Regions from separate parts of the Homo sapiens genome. Here region 2 is linked to region 1. Evidence: chromatin loops called from intact Hi-C (ENCODE). Cell type or tissue: MCF 10A. All regions are shown on one strand. Links, peaks and the distances in the headings refer to the core of each region. The heading gives the core; the rest is flanking DNA. Region 1 has its middle 5.3 kb from the start of MLANA. Region 2 has its middle 92 kb from the start of RANBP6.

Region 1 (8,768 bases), core at 622-8,621:
GAGCAGGATTTATGGGAGAGTCAAATGCCCCTCTCAAAACAGTTAAAGGCCTTCCTTATAAATGGCCTCTCTCTGTAAATATAAAAACTAACTATAAGAATCTCAAACGGTCAGCCCTAAAAGACCAGGTCTTGTGGGATTGTAGAGTTGGCCGCTATGAAGGGAAGACTGGAAAAAGTGCCTCCAGAGACACGGGGTGGTCCACAGCCTAACAGTTAAAATGCTCATCACTTTTAAGAACTTTCCTAACCCCTTTAGTTCTTTGATGCTAAGCAGGGAAGAGGGAGGCTTGGAGACCAGGGATGTCCTCCCAGGTGGTGCTGGGGCCTGGGTAACCCTCAGGGTTGCCCTCAGGAGCCCTCTGCCTCTGGAACACCGTGCTTGGTAGGAGTTATTGAAGGGCTGTGTACAGTGAGTAAGCCCTTTCTTGTCAGCAAACCTTCATCAAGTCTTCAGAGCGATACCTGTCAAGAAGGATATGATATTTAGGGTGATGGTGACTGGGTAGGGAAAGGCTGATTTCTTTCAAAATTGGAAATAGAAAAATACACTGAAACAGACAATTGTTCTTAGTGTTGAAATATCATCCTGATTTCTCTGATGGTGCTACTTCCTAGGAAGTCACTAGAGATGAGATCTGAGTGACGGTTTAGTTCACTGAGGCTCTACCATGTGGCAGGCTCTGCGCCAAGCAATGGAGATACAGAAAGACGTAATCCCCACTCTCACAGAGCCCAGGAACCAGTGGTTGTGTCAGACATGAACAGGTGATGTCACTGTCATGCAGTAAGTGGTAGGATGAGAATATGAACGGGGAGCTCCCGGCAACCTTCCATAGTCTCCTGCAGGATTTTTAGATGTGCGACCCCATTCTTCTCACAGTGCTTAATAGGAAACAGCAAAGACTAGGAAGACTTCTCAGGGACAAATCCTAGCTCAACGAACCCAGTACTGTGTAACTGTGATGGTCACCATTTGCCAAATGTTGTAGAGGGCATCTCTGTCTTTGTCTCTGTGGGATCCCTTACTTCTTAATTTGGTGACAGCAATCTAGATTCTTCCTGAAGAATTACTCCTTCCCTGTTGCCTTAGCCTTGATGGGGTGTTAAATACCACCCCTTACACCCCACCTCTAGACACTTTATGCCTGAGCAAGGATTTCGCATGAGACCCAAGCTAGCCAAACAAGTGTGAAAGTAGTCAGAATCAAAATGGAGTCACTAATGTTAAGAAAACCCTGACAAATTGAACCCTGACAAATGAAAGAGGCTTCTCATACTTGTATGCCTGATAACAAAAGACTGCAAAACCACAGCCTTGCACAAAGGCCATCACAACCTTACACAAAAAATACTGCAAGGACAACTGCCTAATTACTGCCTGTCCAGTCTCACACTGAAGTCACCCATGTTATTGATCTTTGTAGCCCAAAATAATTATTTCAGGACAAGTATGTAATCCTCTTCACTTTTCCTTTAAAAACCCTTGTCTTCCTCAGTGTGGCGATTCCTCAAGGATCTAGAACTAGAAATACCATTTGACCCAGCCATCCCATTACTGGGTATATACCCAAAGGTGTATATGTGGCACATATACACCATGGAATACTATGCAGCCATAAAAAAGGATGAGTTCATGTCCTTTGTAGGGACATGGATGAAGCTGGAAACCATCATTCTCAGTAAACTATCACAAGGACAAAAAACCAAACACCGCGTGTTCTCACTCACAGGTGGGAATTGAACAATGAGAACACTTGGACACAGGAAGGGGAACATCACACACCGGGGCCTGTTGTGGAGTGGGGGGCTGGGGGAGGGATAGCATTAGGAGATATACCTAATGTAAATGACGAGTTAATGGGTGCAGCACACCAACATGGCACATGTATACATATGTAACAAAGCTGCACGCTGTGCACATGTACCCTAGAACTTAAAGTATAAAAAAAAACAAAAACAAAGACAAAACCCTTGTCTTCCTTTACTTCCCTAAATATGCACATAGTTTGCTGTGGCACATTACCATTGCAATGCTTTATTCCTAAATAAACATCTTTTGTTTTGGAGAACCTCTCTCTGTGTATTATTTAGTTTGATGCAAGATTCTCCAAGGAACCTGAACTTGTACACAGACAAAGATGAACATGAACAAAGCTAATTTCATTCTGGTGGCAGCAACCTGGAAGGTCATCCATGAATTCTTGCTACCTGTATCCCACAAAACAACTTCATCCTATTCCTTCTTCTTCTTTTTTTTTTTTTTTTTTTTTGAGACAGGGTCTTGCTCTTTCACACAGGCTGGAGTGTAGTGGTGCAATCATAGCTCACTACAACCTCATTCTTGTGGGCTCAGGTGATCCTCTCACCTCAGCCTCCTGAGTACCTGTGACCACAGGTGCGCACCAACATGCCTGGCTAATTTTATTTTTTTGTACAGACAGGTTCTCACTATCTCTCTATGCAGCCCAGGCTGGTCTTGAACTCCTGGACTCAAGCAACCCTCTCACTTCAGCCTCTCAAACTGCTGGGATTACAGGCATGAGCCACTGCACCCACCCCCTATTCCTTCTTAGGGACAGGCTTGCTCATATTTTTCTATAGTTTTGGGGACACCTTCATAACCTCCCATTAATTTTCTTAAGTAGCCAGAGTTCCTGTTGCTCACAACCAAAGAACCTGGACTGACACAAGGGTTTGCTCCATGCCAGACACACTAGGCCTCACCCTCCCTGAGAGAAAGAATTATTAGGTTTCCATTTTGCAGATAAAGAGACTGATGTTGACAGTCTTACACACCAAAAACACACGGCCAGTCAATGCTGGAGCAAGCATTTAAATAAAAATCAGAACCCAGAGCGCAGTCTCTCTCCTTTTTGTCCCTTCATATCACCAATCCAGAGCCCTGCCATTCAGGTATAAGCTGCTGCTTCTAGATCTCACATTGGTATGATTTACAGTTTACACAATGTTTTCACACACAACAATACAGGTAATCCTCATGGCCACCTGGGAGGTAGATATCTTCATGACACGGGAAAATAGATTTACTGCAAGTCTGGTCAACCCATTTTTTTCCCTGCTTAAAACCGTTCTGTGACTCAACACAGCCTACAAGATCAGTCCAAAGGCTCAGCGTGGTATTCCAGGCCCTGTGGCGCCCAGGACCGGGGCCTCAGGCCTGCCACTCCCTTTCTTGCACTTGGAGCTCCAGCCATATGGAACGACTCACAATTCCCTGAAGCTCACCAGACCGGTCTGGGGCCCTGAGCCCTAAACCACTGGGATGTCACCTTCCCGTCCTCACCCGAAGTTATGGTTGGTGAATGCCTACTTAACTTCCACTGGACTGGCCTTCATCTCATGCCTATGAAGGTGATCCCTACTTACCTTCCAGACACAAACACAGCCCATCTTCCTCTCAAGCCTCTTCTGTACCAATACCCCCACTGTACCCTAGACAAGAATCTGGGGTGGCTCTAGCATTATTAGATATTGTAGTGAACCCTGGTGTTGACTCTTCAATATTTTTCCACTCCAAAGGTCATTTTAATCCGTTCCTGTAATCTCAACCTTCCTGTGACTAGTCACAAATGGCCATGGGATTTACCACGTTTCTGATTTATTAGTGCTCTTCTCTGCTCACCTGCGAGACTTGGGCCATGTTCTCAAGACTTCAGCCAGCTCTGTGCCCGTGTTCACCTGGAACCCCTTTCCTAATAGAGCCCGGGAACTGATGAAGCCTCCTTTGCTGCTTCCTGAGAGGGAGCCACACTCAAGGCCAGCCCGAGGCCAGCAGGCCACAGCTCTTGCTCTCGGGTGTCTGAGGGAGGAGGGAGTCCCTGTGGTCCTCCATTTCCTCCACCCTCCTGGCTGCTGGGGCTTCCCCTTTCGACCCCTGCCTAGCCATGCCTCGATTCTATTCCCTTCTCTACCTCGCCACTATCCCCTCACCATCAGAACCTCTCTGTCCTGGGTCTCTTTACGTCACAGCAAGCGCTTGTTAGCTGATTAACAATTAGCCATGGCCATGAGTTCATAGGCTCACCCCAAGGACTGGGCACCCCCTCCGAACTGTTTGTACATTCACAGGGAATTCGCAGAAGCACTAGCCTTTCTCAATGAACAACTTGCCAGGCACTGTGCTAGATGAGTTGACGTATGTTATCTCTTTTTTTTTTTTCAGTTTCACTCTCGTTGCCCAGGCTGCAGTGCAATGGCTCGATCTCAGCTCACTGCAACCTCCACTTCCCAGGTTGAAGTGATTCTCCTACCTCAGCCTCCTGAGTAGCTGGGATTACAGGCATGCACCACCACGCCCGGCTAATTTTTTTGTATTTTTAGTAGAGACGGGTTTTCTCCATGTTGGTCAGGCTAGTCTTGAACTCCTGACCTCAGGTGATCTGCCCACCTCGGCCTCCCAAAGTGCTGAGATTACAGGCATGAGCCACCGCACCCGGCCCATATGTTATCTCATTTAATTCTCACAGCAATTCTGTAATTATTCCCTATTCCTATGTTGCAGATGAAGACGGAATAGCTCAGAAAGGTTAATTAACTTGCTCAAGGTCTCACAGATAATAATGAGAGCTGGGATTCAAGGCACCTGTGAGGCTTACGGGGTGAGGACTCAGTAGTGACTGGGATGTGGCCTTGCCTTCTCTGCCTTCTGAAGAGCCAGTTCTGTTTGTTCAGCTCCTCCTATGAAAGGGCAACAGGACTTTCTGGGATTTTCAGGCATAACCCTGAAGTTCAGGTAGAAGTTGTTTTCCCCAAATCTTTTGAGCCAGGGGCTTGTAGCCTTCCCAAAAGGGAACACAGTGGACGCATGGCTAGCGGGGACCGAAAGCGGAAGCCCGAGCAGCCGGCTATCAACCCTCGTTTGTAGCAATACCTCTGCGGGGTGTGTGAGAGATCAAAAGCTCACAATATTGTGGGGAGCACTGAAGAGGGCCTAAGCCCCAAGCAGGATGAGTCAAGAGGATTCTGGCTCCTGAGCACTGTAAGCAGATGCCAAAGAGGCATCTCTGGCCCCTTCATGAGGTGGGCCTGTGATGCCAGGTGGCCAAGCCCACTAGGTGGCAGCAGAGAACCAGTCAGTGGCCAGCAAGGTCTAGCAGGTACAAATCCTAACCCTGGGGCTGGTGTGGGGGCTGAGCTGCCTCACAGTAACAGTTCACACTATTGTTGCTAGGCGTATTCTGTGCCACGTGCTGTACCAAGCACTTCCAACAGGATCTCGTTTAACTCTCACCATGAACCTATGAAGCAGATGCTGCTATTATCCCTTTCATTTCAGATGCGTGCACTGGGGCTTTCAGAGGTTTGAGATTTGCCCAAGGTCACACACACTGAAGAGATGAAGTGCAAGTGGTTTGGACTCTAGAGCTCCTGCTGTTAGTTTGGGACTAGATTGCCAGGGGAGAAAAGGAAGCCACTTGGAAGTGTTGAAAATGAAGGCAGGTAGGGCCTGACTTGGGCTGGCTTTGGTGTGGACTCTGAGGCCCAAGGCCGGCTCAAAAACAGAGACTAAGAGCCTAGTTAGAGGGAACTTCTAGGGGGCTTCCGGGAAACAGGATGTGGTAGGTTTTTCAAGTTGAGGTGCCCAGGGAACCCCTATTTGAAGAAGCGATCGCCAGCTTATCCTGTTCACATAGCCCTGAAAGGGCCAGGCACCTCAGAAGCTGCAAACCACTCAAAGACCCAAAGGGATGCCTGTGAAAGAGCTGGTCAGGTCTCCCTCGTTGAGCTCAAAGAACAAACAAGGGCCAGGTGCAGTGGGTCGCGTCTGTAATCCCAGCACTTTGGGAGGCAGAGGTGGGCGGACCACTAGAGGTCAGGAGTTCGAGACCAGCCTGGCCAAAATAGCAAAATCCTGTCTCTACTAAAAATACAAAAACTAGCTGGGCATGGTGGTGCATACCTGTGGTCCCAGCTACTCAGGAGGCTGAGGCAGGAGAATCGCTTGAACCCAGGAGGTGGAGGTTGCAGTGACCCGAGATCACACCACTGCATTCCTGCCTGGGCAACAGAACAAGACTGTCCCCCAACCCACCCACCAAAAAATATCTCAAACAAGCTGGAGAGCATGTTCCCAGACTGGCCATTGTGTGCCCAGCATGCTGAGTCTGGTCCTGTAGCATCCTCTGGGGGAGGGGATGATGCCAGCTGCCTGTTGTCTCCACCCTGGAAGAATGCCAGGGCACACTCAATCCCCAAGTCAGCTCACATCACCAGAGAACTTGAATGAGACCTGGGAACTTCACCTTGCCCTGAGATCCAGGTCAGTACTCCCTCCTCTGTGGTCTTGCCACCAGTCATATATGGGCCAGGCTATTATAGAACCCAGCTCAGTGCAATGGACTTTTCAGCTCAGAACTGCATCCCTCTTTGTAGACTAGTACTCACCACCAGGACTTTCTGGGATTTTCAGGCATAACCCTGAAATTCAGGTTGGAGTTGCTCTCTCCAAATCTATTGACACAAGGGGCTTATATCCTTCCCAATTTTTGCACAAAATTCCCTGAGATAGCCTCCACTCTGGGAACTCAGTCTAAGTCATGGTCTATTGTTCTGCCTCAAGGTCTCCAACTGGTTGTTCTTTCTGAAATGCTCTCTCTCCATCTTTTCATGGCTGACTGCTTCTTACCATTTAGGTCTCAGTTTAAATTTTCCCTCCTTTACAGATAGGCTCTCCCTGGCTTGCCTAATAAAGATCAACCCTTCTTTGTTTTCTTTCTCCCTTACCATTTTCAGTGGTGACTATCCAGTATCTGGTGGGTTGGTACTGCCCTTACACAGGACAGCCTTTGTCCATAGCTCACGATGGAAACCAGAAAAATCACAGGATCTGAAAGGAATGGGTCCTCAGGTATTATGGGAAAGGGGACCTTAGAGGTCATTTAATCTAAGTCTTGAGCTGCTAGGACTGTCATATTCCGGTGGGGTTTTTTTTCTTTGTTTTGTTTGTTCACAATGGCTATGGAGAGCTGGTGAGCAAAGGTGACTGTTGTGTCCCACTGAAATGCTTCTGGGCTGTCCAAGATAGATCATGATGTTAAGTAGAATCAGCTCTGGGGTCAATTATTAGGTGAGTGCAAAAGTAACTGTGATTTTTGCACTGTCGGACTTTGCTGTTTGATATTAAATACATTCTTAAATAAATGTGGTTATGTTATACATCATTTTAATGGGCATTTCTCACTTTATGTATTTTTGCTAAAGACATCACTTGTTCTTTGTTGTATGTTTATTTTAGACTATGGAAATGTTGGACAAAAAGCAAATTCAAGTGATTTTCTTATTCGAGTTCAAAATGAGTTATAAAGCAGCAGAGACAATTTGCAACATCGACAATGCATTTGGCCCTGGAACTGCTAACGAATGTACAGGGCAGTGGTGGTTCAAGAAGTTTTGCAAAGGAGATGAGAGCCTGGAAGATGAGGAGCTGGCCACTGGAAGTTGACAACGACCAGTTGAGAACAATCATCGAAGCTGATCCTCTTTCAACTACACTAGAAATTGCCGAAGAACTCAACGTCGATCATTCTACAGTTGTTCAGCATTTGAAGCAAATTGGAAATGTGAAAAAGCTCATTTAGTGGTTGCTTCATGAGCTGAGTGAAAATTTAAAAAACGGTCTTTTTGAAATGTTGTCTTATCTTATTCTACACAACAACAAGGAAGAATTTCTCAATTGAGTTGTGATGTACAATGAAAAGTGGATTTTATATGATAACTGGCAATGACCAGCTCAGTGGCTGGTCTGAGAAGAAGCTCCAAAGCACTTCCCAAAGCCAAACTTGCACCGAAAAAAGGTCATGGTCACTGTTTGGTGGTCTCTGCTGGTCTGATCCACTACATCTTTCTGAATCCCGGTGAAACCATTATATCTGAGAAGTATGCTCAGCAAATCAATGAGTTGCACCGAATAGTACAACACCTGCAGCTGGCATTAATCAACAGAAAAAGCCCAATTGTCCATGACAGCACCTAACCACATGTCACACAACCAATGCTTCAAAAGTTGGAATAAATTGGGCTACGAACTTTTGCCTCATCTGCCATATTCACCTGACCTCTCATCAACCGACTACCACTTCTTCAATCATCTTAACAACTTTTTGCAGGGAAAATCCTTCCACAACCAGCAGGATGCAGAAAATGCTTTCCAAGAGTTCATCGAATCTTGAAGCATGAATGTGTATGCTACAGGAATAAACAAACTTATTTTTCATTGGCAAAAATGTCTTCATTGCAATGGTTCCTATTTTGATTAATAAAGATGTGTTTGAGGCTGGGCGCGGTGGCTCATGCCTGTAATCCCAGCACTTTGGGAGGCTGAGGCAGGTGGATCATGAGGTCAGGAGATCGAGACCATCCTGGCCAACATGGTGAAACCCTGTCTCTACTAAAAATACAAAAATTTGCCAGGTGTGGTGGCGTGCACCTGTAGTCCCAGCTACTCAGGAGGCTGAGGCAGGAGAATTGCTTGAACCTGGGAGGCAGAGGTTGTAGTGAGCTGAGATCCTGCCACTGCACTCCAGCCTGGGCGACAGAGTGAGTCTCCATCTCAGAAAAAAAAAATGTGTTTGAGCCTAGTTATAATGATTTAAAATTCATGGTCCGACACCGCAATTACTTTTGCACCAACCTAATTGATGTCTAAGTAGGTCATATTCTACCTGCAAAAAGAAAATTTCATCTATCCCTTTCACATAGATGGAAACCCACTATCTCCAGTGGACAGTTAACACCAAAGGCATCACA
Region 2 (8,768 bases), core at 585-8,584, 220 kb after region 1:
CATGCACAGCAGCATTCCATCATCAAATGAAAGTGGTAAATACATGATCAGGCTTGAGCATGTCCTAAAGGCACAAATAAGTTACATGAGGAAGTGACTCAAATGCCCACGGTCTCCTTTCCTGCCACCCTACCTTCTCTCCCTGAGCCTGTGCCAATAGCCTCAGGGGGAGTTGCCTATGATCAGTTGACAGAGGAAGAGAAGACTAGGGCCTGGTTCACACATGGTTCTGCACAATATGCAGGCACCACCCAAAAGTGGACAGCTGCAGCATTACAGCCCCTTTCTAGGACATCTCTGAAGGACAGCAGTGAAGGGAAATCTTCCCAGTGGGCAGAATTTCCAGCAGTGCACCTGGTTTTGCACTTTGCATGGAAGAAGAAATGGCCAGGTATGTGATTATATACTGATTCATGGACCATAGCCAATGGTTTGGCTGGATGGTCAGGGACTTGGAAGCAGCATGATTGGAAAATTGGTGACGAAGACATCTGGGGAAGAGGTATGTGGATGGACCTCTTTGAGTGGTCAAAAACTGTGAAGATATTTGTATCCCATCTGAGTGCTTACCAACAGGTGACCTCAGCAAAGGAGGATTTTAATAATCAAGAGGATAAGATGACCCATTCTGTGGACACCACTCAGCCTCTTTCCCCAGCCACTCCACCATCGCCCAATGGGCCCATGAAAAAAGTGGCCGTGGTGGCAGGGAAGGAGATTATGCATGGGCTCAGCAACATTCCACTCCCTAAGGCTGCCCTGGCTATGGCCACTATTGAGTGCCCAATTTGCCAGCAGCAGAGACCAACACCGAGCCCTCGATATGGCACCATTCCTTGGGGTGATCAGCCAGCTACCTGGTGGCAGGTTGATTATATTGGACCTCTTACATCATGGAAAGGACAAAGGTTTGTCCTCACTGACATAGACACTTACTCTGGATATAGGATTTCCTATCTTGCATGCAATGCTTCTGCTGAGACTACCATCCGTGGACTCATGGAATGCCTTATCCACCATCATGGTATTCCACATAGCATTGCCTCTGACCAAGGCACTCACTTTTTGGCTAAAGAAGTGCAGCAGTGGTCTCATGCTCATGGAAGTCACTAATCCTACCATGTTCCCCATCATCCTGAAGCAGCTGGATTGATAGAATGGTGGGAAAGCCTTTTGAAGTCACAATTACAAGGCCAACTAGGTGACAATACTTTGCAGGGCTAGGGCAAAGTTCTCCAAAAGGCTGTGTATCCTCTGAATCAATGCCCAATATATGGTACTGTTTCTCCCATAGCCAGGATTCACGGGTCCAGGAATCAAGGTGTGGAAGTGTGACACCACTCACGATCACCCTTAGTGAGTCACTAGCAACATTTTAGCTTTCTGTTCCCACAACATTACGTTCTGCTGGCCTAGAGGTCTTAGTTCCAGAGGGAGAAACTCTGCCACCAGGAGACAAAACAATGATTCCATTAAACTGGAAGTTAAGATTGCCACCTGGACACTTTGGACTCCTCCTACCTTTAAGTCAACAGGCTAAGAAGGGAGTTATAGTGTTGGCTGGGATGATTGACCCAGGCTATCAAGATGAAATCAGTCTCCTACTTCACAATGGAGGTAAGGAAGAGTATGCATGAAATACAGGAGATCATTAGGGCATCTCTTAGTATTACCATTCCCTGTGATTAAGGTCTTCCATCATGGAAAGGGCAGAGGTTTGTCATCACTGGAATAGACACTTACTCTAGATATGGGTTTGCCTATTCTGCATGCAATGCTTCTGCCAAGACTATCATCTGTGAACTCACGGAATGCCTTATCCACTGTCATGGTATTCCACACAGCATGGGAAATTACAACAGCCTAACCCAGGCAGGACTACAAATGATCCAGACCCTTCAGGAATGAAGGTTTGAGTCACTCCACCAGGTAAAAAAAAACACAACCTGTTGAGGTGCTTGCTGAAGGCAAAGGGAATACAGAATGGGTAGTAGAAGAAGGTAGTCATCAATATCAGCTATGACCACGTGACCAGCTGCAGAAACGAGGACTGTAATTGTCATGAGTATTTCCTCCTTCTTTTGTTAAAAACATGTTTGTGCAAGTATACATTTGTACTAAAAAAAAATTCATTTTATTTCCTTTCTCCTTCATCATGTGACATAGATTTATTGACTTCACATCAGCATTTAAGTATTAACTTTATGTAATAGTATTTGGTTTGGGGATTGGGGTGTTTCTGGTTGTATGAAGGATAGTTGTATTATGTTAGGCATAATTATGACTTTATTATTGTCTTTATTTGAAGATTATGTATGATCTCAGGAGATGTGTAAGGGTTCAAGTTGACAAGGTGTGGGCCTGTTGTAGTTAATACTGAGTGTCAACTTGAATGGATTGAAGGATACAAAGTATTGATCCTGAGTGTGTCTGTGAGGGTTTTGCCAAAGGAGATTAACGTTTGTGTCGGTGGGCTGGGAAAGGCAGACCCACCCTTAATCTGGGTGGGCACCATCTAATCAGCTGCCAGCGTGGCTAGAATATAAGCAGGCAGAAAAATATGGAAAGAGAAACTGACCTAGCTCCCCCAAGGCTATATCTTTCTCCCATGCTGGATGCTTCCTGCCCTCAAACATCAGACTCCAAGTTCTTCAGATTTGGAACTGGGACTGGCTCTCCTTTCTCCTCAGCCTACAGATGGCCTATTGTTGGACCTTGTGACTGCATGAGTTAATACTTAATAAACTCCCCTTTATATATATATATATATATATATATTCCATTAGTTCTGTCCCTCTAGAGAACCCTGACTAATACAGGCAGCAAATATGTAACTGTTCACAGCATTTCACTTCATTCCCAGAATTGACAGGCAAGCAGTCATATGTCCTTCCTTTATGCTCATGGGTCCTATGGATGCAAGGTAGTGTTTTCTAAAAAAAAATAAAATAAATAAAAAATCAAAAAGATAAGAAAATTTGAAGGTATCAGGGCTGGTTTTGAATCCTGGCTCTGCTCTGACGCTTATTCCACACCCCAGAACAAGTTATTTAATCCCTGTAAGTCCCACTGTGCTCATCTGTGAGATGGGAATATCAATCCCTACAATGTTGGGTTGCTAGAAAAGATACATGAGATAGCACCTGGAACAGAGCAAGTACTTCATAAAAGTTGGTTTTTAGCCCTAGCCCTTTATGCCTCCATTTCCTGCCTTTGATCATCATTGGTGTGAACTTTTCTGCCTACTGAATAATAGAGAAATGCTTTGTGATGATAAGAACATAGCAGAGAATGAAGTGTGTAAATTCTGGGGCAGAGAAAATTCTCTGGACTAAACACACTTTAGTGTACATGAACATCCCTCCAAATTTTATCAGGCTGGTGCCTATATGTTTCAGCTTAAAATATACTTCCTGATAAGCAGAAAGAAAATTTTAAGTAATAGATAAATAACGTGTACACATGGACATACAGTGTGGAATGATAGACATTGGAGATTCCGAACGTGGGAAGAAAGCATAGGGTAAGAAATTACTTAGTGAGTAAAATGTATATTATTCTAGCAGTGAATACACTAAAAATTCAGGCTTTACCACCACTCAATATATCCATGTAACAAAATTGTACTTGTACTCCCTAAATTTATACAAATAAAAATTAACTTCTCTCTCTCTCTCTCTTCCTGGAGGAAAATAACTAGTAGGTTTCTTTTGGGTTGGATAGGACTTATTTGCTTTTCAACACCCAAAGAATAACTTTGAAAATGTTATTTTCAAAATAAATTGAGTGTTCCCTGGAAGTTGCTGTATTTTTTTAATTGGTTATTTTGGAGTAGTCTAGAAGACTTCCCTACAATTATTGTTTAAGCCTTAAAATAAACCCTTTAGTATACAAATTTGAAAAAATTAAAGCTTTCTTGAAAATAGATTTATATATACTCTATCAGAGTGCAAGCAGGAAACAGAAGCTACACCAGTTACTTGAACATAGAGACTTTAAGGAATGGTTGGTAACTAGGTAACTGAAAGGATTAAATTAACAAACAAACAAACAAAAAAACAACAATGAAAGTAACATGGAGATAGCAACTGCAGGAAGCAGCTACCACTCCTGGGGCTGGGGATAGCAGAGGGAAGTGCTTGGATTTATTAGAAGTTAGAAACTTTGAGAAAGGGCCCCACAACTTGTGCTGGCTGTGAGCTGGGATAAGCAGCCCTGTGGGCCTGCCACTGAAACCTTTGAGGACAGGGCACTATTTATAGCTCACTTGTGTCTATGAGGTGGGGGCATGATGAAGCTGTTTTTGCGAAAGTTGCAAAAACTGCAAATTGGAATCAGCTGCTGCTATGGAACGGCATGGGTGAAGAAGCACTCCTGGAGTGATCTTACAGAAACCACAAGCTGACAAGCCTATAGGGAACAAACTGAAAGGAACCTGTCCTTTCTCTCTCCTCCAGCCTGGCTGTCTCCCTCTGTAACACCCTCTAGTGACAGAGCCTAACTGGAGCAGCTGGCAAAGCTAAAAATGATGTTTTGAGTCCCAGGCCTGAATTGCATAAGTGTATAGAGAAGGGTAGCTGAGAGACAATAACTTAATGTAAAACTTGTTTGAAAATAGACCTCTAATGCAAAGGAAAGACACGTTGAGGAATTGATATCCTCTCATTCCTTTTTCTTCCCAACTCCTAATTCAAGGCTAAGAGAATGTTCCAAATTGTAATGGTATTTGGAGGATGATACAAGATGAAATGTGACCCAACATTTCTTTTCCACCTTGCCATGACTCCAGTGGCTCCAAGACATTTGTATTCCACAGACTGGTAAAATTTTCTATTTGTGGCAACTGACTTAGAGTTGATTGCTTTTTATTTTGTCTAGTGATAGCATTAAGTACCCAGTAGCATTTCATTAAAGAAAGAATATTTCAACCACCAAAACTCAGGAAGAACATAATCTCAGAGTAACGAGTAGTTCTTACATGGATGATTTTGCTTTTTTGAAAAACCCATTGTTAAAATGCAAATACTGAGGGACAGAAATAAATTAATATTTCTTATTTTTGTTTTTAAAAAAACTTTCTTTTGTTTTTATTTATTTATTTTTGAGACAGAGTGTCGCTCTGTCACCCAGGCTGGAGTGCAGTGGCGTGATCTCGGTTTACTGCAAGCTTTGCCTCCCGGGTTCACGCCATTTTCCTTCCTCAGCCTCCCAAGTAGCTGGGACTACAGGAGCCTGCCACCATGCCCAGCTAATTTTTTTTGTACTTTTAGTAGAGACGGGATTTCACCATGTTAGCCAGGATGGTCTCGATCTCCTGACCTCGTGATCTGCCCACCTCGGCCTCCCAAAGTGCTGGGATTACAGGCGTGAGCCACCATGCTCGGCCTCTTTTGAGACACGGTCTTGCTCTGGCACCCAGGCTGGAGTGCAGTGGTGTAAATACAGCTCACGGCAGACTCAAATCACCTGGGCTTAATTGATCCTCCCACCTCAGCCTCTTGAGTAGCTGGGACTACAGCCACCACACCTGGCTAATTTTTAAAAATGTTTTGTAGAGATGGGGTCTTGCCAAGTTCCCTAGGCTGGTCTTGAAATCCTGGGCTCAAGCAATCCTCCTGCCAAAGTGCTAGGATTGCAGGCATGGGCCTCCAAGCCCAGGTGAACAATCTTGATATTCATAAATTTGCATGGGTTTTACAGTTACAGTAATTGTAATAATCTGTAATTATTAAGAGCTTACTATGAACTAGGATTATGATGAGCACTATATATATGATTTAATCTTCCTCGTAAGTCTCCCAAGTGGGTCCCATTATCATCCCCATTACACATTAAGGAAAATGAGAATTGGTGAAGATGTGAGCCTAAGGTTACACAGCTAAGTGGCAGAGCTATGCCTAGAAGCCAGATCTTCTGACAACAAAGTCTGGCTGGGCTGCCTGGCTACCCATACCTCTCTGTCTGGAATCCCTTTTACATATTCCCTATATGGATTCCTACTGAAGGTATGGGCCATGGGCCCAGGCACCACTGACTTTATCATATGGCCCTGCCCTCCTGGACAAAGCTTGTTCTAACTTTCAAGATAAAGATTATATAACTTTCAGCTACAGCCTGGCTACATGTTGTTCCCTGACCTTGTATTATTTGAGTTCTTTTCTTAAAATGAACAAACTTCTCTTGGCTTGAGATATTTATGTTACCATTCCTTGCATTCTTTCTGTTTTTATATTCTTTGCAAATAATCCTTGCTTGAAGTGTTCAAAATCTCCCCCAAGATGGGCACCCCTGGTAGACTCAGAAAGCCTGAGCTGCTGCTGTGCAGTCCAATATCTACTCACGCTGTTGAGGCTGGAGAAGGGGAGATGGAAATGGTGCTCATAGCCTTCCAGCTTTGTCTGCTTCAGTGGCTCAGTGGCTGTTTGCAGATGGAGTTTTCGGCTGGGGCTCAAGCCCTAAGGTTGGAATACTAGCTTCCCTGACTCCTTGTTTCCTGCTCCTTCTCTCACTGTTCTGAGTAGTGGTTCTGTACCATCTGCTTAATGCAAATAATGCAGTATTTTATTCCTCTTTAATGAACGTAGACACTTGTGATGGAAAGACACATAACACACAGCATGCACAGGGAGGGGATTTATGAGTTCTGACCCAAAGTCGGGGCAGTGAATGCGACCTCGTACACAGAGATTCATTAGAAAGTCTCCAATGTCAACATATGGCATTTTTTTACTCAGTACTGTCAGGTAGCTTTTATTTTATCCCTTTACTCGTGAAAAAACAGATTCAGATGCATTTGCCACAGGTATCGTAACTAGCTAGCCACTGTCAGAATCATGATTACAATGGAAGGATTTTGATTCCTGTTCCAAGACTACACTACCTCTTGGCAAAAATAAAAGCATTCATTCATTCTTCATTTATTCAGCACATATTTTTCTAATACTTTTTCTGTGCTAGGTTTTGGGGAATTCCAAAGGGAGCAGAATATGATCACTGATGTCATGGTGAATATAGTTCTGTGTCAGATCAGACATGAGTCAGATAATCATATAAATAAAAACATTAACTTTGTTTAGAAGTAAGGGAGTGATAGGTAGCCCCAAGAGAACAGATGACAAAAATGAGGTTAGTAAGAATTCATGTAAGATGGGTTAATCATATTTAAAAAGCAAGAATTTAAATAAACACCAAGCAAAAAAAAAAGTTTCTTTTCTGAAATCATCAATGATCAAGAAATCACCACTACACGATATATCCATGTAACAAAACTGCATTTGTACTCCTTAAATTCATACAAATTTAAAAAGAAACCTTAGATGTGTCAGTGTTTGAAGAAAATCATATCTTTTTCATCTGTGATGCCACCAATCAGATCACAGCTGATCTGATTAGAGGCTAGATTGCTAACAGCTGCTAGCTCCTTCGGGCTGCAGAACTTGTGGTTAAATTTGATACTTAGGAACACAAATTTTTAAAAATAAATTGCTTATTCTGGTTTCTTTTAGCAGAGAAATTTTCCTCTCTTGTCACCAGGCAAGTCTACTTGGATTACTCCCCATGGTTAGAGTAAGAAAACCTTCTCTTTTCCTTGCCCTTTAGCTGGGCCTAGACTCAGTGGAAGTTAAAAGACATGAAGACACAGGCCTATGAGCCCTCAAACCATCTCTTCCACATAGGACACAGCCCCTCTGGCCTTTTCACTTCTGGAAAGTTGCTTTGCTGTCTCCCCCACAAGTCCTAGAAGTCTACATATTCATCTAGCAGCCTGTTTCCTTTGTGGGCTTCATGCAGATGAAGTGCTAGGTAACATTTTATGTTTCTCTCTTTACAAAAGTAATACAGGTTTCCTATAAAAAACATAGAAATGTGAGATGTCACCACTCATTGTTATCAAGTTCCTATTGTTTCTCTTTGTTTTTCAAAATTGAGAAAGAATGGAATTATAGACTCCTACATTTCCTTTTGCTTTAAAAAGATATTTCATAAAATAATTGCCCCCAACCTAACCTTTCTGGTTCTTTTACGCTTTTAGACAAAGCAGATCAACTGAAAACCCCAGTTACAGTGGATTGTGGGGTGCAGGGGTGAGGAGAGAGGGGAGGCAGTGGGTTTTAATCTTGCTTTTACTCTATATTATACTTTGTGGTCTCTGTCAATGTGAAAAAGACTTGAGCATTCCATCACTGTTGGTATAATTGTCTTAGACCTCCAGAGCCACTACTTTTACATGTGGTAGTCTTGAGTTGTGCAGTGTACAATGTGCACAGCGGTACCCTTACTCACTCTTTCTGCTCTGTTCCAGGTCTATTCAACTTCTTTAGCCTTTCTCTTGGTCTCTGATTTACTGTTCAGCACCCCTTAGCCTGAAACTTCATGAGTAAATTTGGGCTTCCAAGTTTGGCCCTTTTATACACAATTTGTCTTTATCAGTGTGGCTAGATTTAGCAAATAAAAATACAGGACACCTGGTTACATTTTGGGGACATATTTATACTAAAAATTATTCACTGCTTGACTGCAATTAAGATTTATTATAGTTGGGCATCTTATATTTTATCTGGCAACTCTTATCCTGACCCTAGCTGTTTTAGGACTTGGATGTGTTTGCTGATCCCTCTGCCTGCTCAGGTCTCTTTAACCCTACCCTGGGTAATGTTCATGTCCTCTAGGGGACAATCGATTTTCTCACAGGAGGTGTAAGAAGCAAAGTTCTTCTGATTGAGGAGCATGGAGGAACACGATCTAGCTAAAATAAACGAATCTTGCCT

What was found. A loop is a pair of places that touch in the nucleus more often than their neighbours do. Peaks named below come from ENCODE experiments on the same cell type or tissue, not always from the same donor. Only the 100,000 strongest peaks of a DNase experiment are listed, where the experiment ranks them.
Region 2: a loop joins it to region 1, with 7 times the contacts of the local background. A loop is called at or near these places in 2 of 110 quality-filtered maps.

What each region holds. Positions count from the first base shown.
Region 1 is chr9:5,881,212-5,889,979 of GRCh38, forward strand. It overlaps a transcript of BRD10 not described here. Among named protein-coding and RNA genes, the nearest start is that of MLANA, 5.3 kb to the right of the region's middle. In MCF 10A, for the core only: a CTCF peak has its summit at 5,081 (motif pointing right); a DNase peak (open chromatin) is centred at 5,100.
Region 2 is chr9:6,102,740-6,111,507 of GRCh38, forward strand. No RefSeq gene overlaps it. Among named protein-coding and RNA genes, the nearest start is that of RANBP6, 92 kb to the left of the region's middle. RefSeq lists enhancers at 3,771-4,271, 4,020-4,069, 4,272-4,772. In MCF 10A, for the core only: a CTCF peak has its summit at 4,491 (motif pointing left); a DNase peak (open chromatin) is centred at 4,472.